Regions from separate parts of the Homo sapiens genome. Here region 2 is linked to region 1. A link is a contact called in ENCODE Hi-C or POLR2A ChIA-PET data. All regions are on one chromosome and are shown on one strand. Each heading gives the region's core, a stretch centred on a gene start or an enhancer-like site at or near the end of the contact. The rest is flanking DNA. Distances are from core to core; before and after follow the strand shown.

Region 1 (2,700 bases), core at 109-2,608:
TGCAATGCAGGAGTGGGTGGGGGACCATAAGGGAAGAGGGGGAAGAAAAGTTCTGATTTGGAAGTTTCCACTGGCTTTCAGGCCCCCTCCAGCTCATCAATGAGTCCTTTCAGGGTTCCCTCTCCCCAACTGAGTTATCACTTCCTGTCCAGCACACTGCACCCATTGATGGGGTATCAGCAAACCCCACCAGATTACACTGGAATTAAGGAGACTGGACATGAATTGAGGAGGGAAGAGGAAGAAGGCTGGAGAGTAGGGAGTGGCTTTCAATCCCATATTCAATGGGATATTCAATCCCACATTGTTGGATTAAGAAAGGATTTGTAATACAGGAAGCTAGGTCACCCTTGGCTTGTCTCATAGGTAGGGCAATGAGGACAATGAGATAGAATTAGGTATTGGGGGCAAGCACACGGTACCCAAGATGACCTCTCCAAGATGACTGACAACCAAAGGCCTGCCAAGAAAGGAGTGGACCCTGGCTGTGAGGGTAGAAGTGAGTGTCTCTTTGTGTTTTTATTGGCCTAAACCAGGCTCACAACCCCGAGAGGAATCTAGAACATCTTGGCTCTACCTGAAAGGGCTGCTGCTCAACTCACACTGATTCTCCCTTCTCTAGTACTTGCCTGTGATCCGCAGAGGTGGGCTCCCTAGTGGCCATGTCTGTGCTAAAAGACCCTCAACTCCCAGCCATACTGATTGGTCCAGAGAGGGCATCTGACCCAAGCCAGACCAATCAAAATCGTCCCTGGGATTTTTCAACTTGGAACTGGGAGTCAATTTCCCCTCTGTTGGGAGCCAAAAGATATAAAATTCTAGAGCTGCTGACAGCCATATTCCTCAGGGTGTGAGGTAACAGAAGCTGAGGGCAGTGCCAGAGGGAAGCAGAGACAAGACAGAGGGAGAGCAGATCCTGGTTTCAGGCATTCCTGAAGCCTCTGCCTCACTGCCCTTCTCACCATGTGGTCGGCTGCACAAGCTTCCCTGGTCCCTCCTTCCAATCACATCTCCTTTGTGTCTAAGCCAGTGCAATTGTAAAACTATCACTTGCAACCCAAAGAGGCCTGACTAACTTAGCTGGCATCAAGGGGGGTGTCTGCAGGGGTAGCTGTGGGACCCATACTACCATTCCCTTGTGAACATGCCTTTGTGTCTTAGAGACACACACCTACCACGTACATGTACAAACTGGGTGGCAAGTGCCTCATTCGGTCAGACAGACACCGTGGTATGTATGCCTAGTTTGTGCCTGTAGTTGAAAAAATTGCTTATTTTCTGTTTCGGTCTTCCCTGAGTGTTTGCTTTTCTTTGCCTGCAATGATGCAGTGGCTTCTGTCTCACCCTGGATGTTTATAGACACACGTCTGGTCAGGCACACAGCACCTCCCACCATCCTCCCGCCTCTTCACCACAGTTTCCTACCCTGCAGGCAAGGGAGGGTGACAAAGCGTTACTGTTAAGACCATCAGAGGAGGCCAACAAAGTCCTGAGTGTCTGCCTGCAGTATGCAAGATTGAGACGAGCCCAGCTCCACCTTCCAGCTTCCCTCCTCTGTCCCTCTGCTCCCACCTGGACTCTGACCCTGACAGCTCTCTTGGGGGCTCCCTGGATAAGCGAGGGTATGAGAGAGGCCAGCCCACCAGAGAGACTTGGGCCACTGTCCGAGCTCTGACAAACTCACCTGCAGGTCAAAGAACTTGCTGTACCTCCGGTAGATAGTCTGGGAGGTGGAGTCAGACCAGGTCACATTGATTATGTATACCTGTGGGAAAAAGGTAAGAGCAGGTGAGCAAGGCTGGATTTCAAGCTGTCTGTGCCAGGCATCATGTAACATGACTGCAGGTGTTCCATATGGCAGGACCACTCTTTTACTCATCTCATCTGTCCCTAGGGGCTAGCACAGTATCAGCTACCATGTAGATGCTACAATATATGTCTAAATACACACACACACACACACACACACATACCCCTAGAGGGATATTTCATCAAATGCCAACAATGATTATCTTAGGAAAGTAGGATCAGAATGAGTGGTTTTAATTTCCTTCTTTTTATTTGTATATATTTCATACAATAAACATAAAATTGAGGTCACTACATTTTTGTTTGTTTGTTTTTGAGACAGAGTCTCATTCTGTTGTCCAGGCTAGAGTGCAGTGGTGTGATCTCGGTTTACCGCAACCTCTGCCTCCCTGGTTCAAGCAATTCTCCTGGCTCAGCCTCCCGAGTAGCTGGGAATACAGGTGCCTGCCACCATGCCTGGCTAATTTTGGTATTTTTAGTAGAGACGGGGTTTCGCCATGTTGGCCAGGCTGGTCTCGAACTCCTGACCTCAGATGATCCACCTGCCTTGGCCTTCCAAAGTGCTGGGATTACAGGCATGAGCCACCACGCCTGGCCTTTTTAGATAGCTAATTTCCACTGGTTCACAAACTTTAGAGTGAATGAGACTCTATAAGAGGCCCTCCGAAATTGCAGGTGGACCCCGCTCTCTGAAATTCTGCAGACCTGGGTTTTGAGGGCTCGGATGTTTACACTTTTAACAAACCCCAGCTTGTTTTGCTACTGTGGATCCTCAGAACTCACTCTGAAATGCCTTTCAGGAGACCAGAAGTGCTCAGAGATGTGTGATTCATCTCAGCATCCCTGTCTTTGCTCAGTGCCTGGCACAGAGCAGGTGCTCAGAAAACACTT
Region 2 (2,700 bases), core at 4-2,503, 470 kb after region 1:
CCTCGGCCTCCCAAAGTGGCATGAGCCACCGTACCCGTCCACAATCTAACTTTATAACTGCTCACAGGAAATACCCACTCAGTTACCCTGTTGTGTGATTTCATGAGATGCTCTCTTGTTGCTTGTCTTCTGGTTTCTTAGTTGAGAAGCTTTCAATTCCTCCTTCTTTCATTTCCATCATCAACTTAATTTCACATTCTCTCTATTGTTGGCCCTGAAGACCAGACGCACATTACCCGAAAGCTGGGTGGCTGGGCAGACTCCTATTTGGTCTCCCTGTCTCTAACCCCTTCAAATCCTTCCTATCAAATCCCATGTTGGGCACATAGGTGGTGTCCCATTTATGTAATTAAATACTGTGTAGGCTGCATCAGTCAATTCTGCCTACAAGGTTGATGAGTAATAGGTAAGAGCCCCACTGAGAAATAGAAATGCCATCTTCCACACATTTCCATAGCCCACTGGGTTGCTCACTATTCAATTTTTATTATCACATCACCACCACGAGAAGGTAGGTCGGAGAGCAATCATTTCATTCTATAGATGATGCAACTAAGGTCCCGAGGTTAAGTGAGGCCTTAAGGTGCTGGCAGAAAGATCACACCCAGCGCACTGCTCTTACCATTGGAATCAGGGCTGTCGGTCCGCTCCAATTGTCTGGTTTCCTGAACTTATTTTCAAGTTCGCCATTGAGAGAAACCTCCGAATGACTAATTCTTAAATTTAAGGGTGCATAATAATCACCTATGGCTCACCGCTGCATTTCCGATTCAGCAGGCTGGGGTGGGTAGCGAAGTCTGTATTTCAAATGAGCCCCTCAACCCAGGTGACGCAGGCGGTGTGGGGACCGCATCCGGAGGGCGACCTGGAGCCGACTGACTTCACAAAGGCCTCCTGCCGCAAACCTTCAGCGGCCACCAAAGCCCCGGCTGCCGGCGGCGGACCACCTCTGCTGCCGCGCGCCTACCGGAGCCGCTTGGCCCTAGTGCTTTCCAGCGGATTTCCCCTCAGGTGCGGAGCCGGGTGCCGGGGTCCCACAGCCAACCACTACCGGTTCCTCTTTCGTCAGCCACCGGCGCCGGCAGGACCCGCGAATCCCGATCTCCAGGAGCCTGTAAGGAGGCCGCCCATTGGCTCAGCCGCACTGCTGGGCAGGTACTTCCAAAGCTTTGAGGATTGGCTGATGCTCTGGGCGCCGGGGCTAGTTGGCGGGTAGGATCACGTGCGAGGGGCAGGCCCCGTCTAGGCCCCGCCTCCTTGCTGCTGCTGCCGCCGCCAATCCTGGTCCGGTTGCCCGAGTTCCCGGAGGTCTCTCGCGGGACCTCTCTCACCGCCACCGGTGGGTCCGTTCGGCCTGCGTTGTATTGGAAGGGAAGAGGGGTTTGAGGTCAATTCTGTTTCCTGGGGTTTTCACGAATTTCGGGGCCCACAGTAGGCTTGCCAACTTTAACTTTTGCCTAACACTTTACGAGAAATCCTATTTAGCCTTGGCCACTGTTGCATCAAAGAATTTCACATCCAACAAAGTGCAGCCTAAGAATAAAGAACAGGTCTTTAAACCGCATACCTTTAATTAAGGTGTTCTTATTTTTTCTGATTTGGCTGGAAACAGGCAGAGACCACCCCAGATAACCAGTTCTCAGCCTTGCGTGGGACACCACGAGTCCCACGTGTTTACGTGTTTAAGGCACTGGCAAGCAGGGGAATTTGGTTTCTGGGAATGTGCTGTCTTTGTGAAAACTGTGAAAAGTCTTCCCTGCTACATTGAAATAATCATAAAATAATAATAGCTAATGTTGAACACTTACTATGTATCAGACACATGCTAAGCATTCAATATTTCTCATCCAGTTTCTGAATGAAACCTTCGCAAACCACATAATGTACTGGTACTATTAGCTACGAATTACATATAAGAACACCCGAAAGTTGTTGTCATTTGCCCAAGGTCACCCAGCTAATAAATATTGAAGAGATTCGAATCTAGCCTGAACTCTTACAGTAAGACCGTTCGTGAGATGAATTTATATGTGCTATTTTTCCAGTCTCTTTATCCAACAGCTCTGACAGAGGATAGTATCTACCTTTTTTTTTTTTTTTTGAGACGGAGTCTCGCTGTTCTGCCCAGGCCGGACTGCAGTGGCGCGATCTCGGCTCACTGCAAGCTCCGCCTCCCGGGTTCACGCCATTCTCCTGCCTCAGCCTCCCAAGTAGCTGGGACTACAGGCGCCCGCCACCGCGCCCGGCTAATTTTTTGTATTTTTAGTAGAGACGGGGTTTCACCGTGTTAGCCAGGATGGTCTCGATCTCTTGACCTCGTGATCCGCCCGCCTCAGCCTCCCAAATCGCTGGGATTACAGGCGTGAGCCACCGCGCCCGGCCTGTATCTGCCTTTTTGACCACACCATTATTCGTGGGATTTAACAGGAGTTAATGAGTTAATAATGTTCCTTTTCCAAACTCAGTGGTTTTGATTTTACAAATTATTTGACTTTTCCTGATTTCAGGATCTTGACAATTTGCCTTTACTTATTCAAATGTTATTATACCAAATATTTATTTAAAAAGTTTTTTTTTTCTTTGATTCCTCAAGTTGTAGAGAGAAATAGGGATAGGGAAGCAGAATCAAGTAGTTAAAAAGATAGCCTCATTTGACCCTGATTTCCCAATTGGGAATATGAAATTTTTCCTGAATATAAG

What was found. Hi-C counts contacts between places; a loop is a spot of excess contacts on that map. ChIA-PET counts read pairs that join two places held with the same protein, here RNA polymerase II (POLR2A).
Region 2: a loop to region 1 is called in a map of natural killer cell, with 3 times the contacts of the local background. The contact joins the promoter of GSTO2 here to the enhancer-like site in region 1. A Hi-C loop is called at or near these places in 1 of 168 maps with a recorded cell type or tissue (natural killer cell). POLR2A ChIA-PET finds 5 or more read pairs at or near these places in 1 of 52 experiments (activated CD4-positive, alpha-beta memory T cell).

Annotation. Positions count from the first base shown.
Region 1 is chr10:103,799,598-103,802,297 of GRCh38, forward strand. SH3PXD2A (SH3 and PX domains 2A) reads right to left here. Exons shown (of 15, transcript NM_001394015.1): 2 at 1,685-1,765. Among named protein-coding and RNA genes, the nearest start is that of SH3PXD2A-AS1, 54 kb to the left of the region's middle. RefSeq lists an enhancer at 674-1,175 and a silencer at 1,405-1,484. Within about 2 kb of position 1,359, at least 4 of the 41 ENCODE cell types and tissues checked have a DNase peak (open chromatin) inside an H3K27ac peak, as active enhancers do; they include natural killer cell, where a contact is called at or near this core.
Region 2 is chr10:104,267,931-104,270,630 of GRCh38, forward strand. GSTO2 (glutathione S-transferase omega 2) reads left to right here and starts at 1,254. Exons shown (of 7, transcript NM_183239.2): 1 at 1,254-1,339. MIR4482 (microRNA 4482) reads right to left here and starts at 475; the gene lies at 406-475. LOC124902497 (a long non-coding RNA gene) reads right to left here and starts at 987. Exons shown (of 2, transcript XR_007062284.1): 1 at 623-987. RefSeq lists enhancers at 504-563, 574-743, 794-1,133.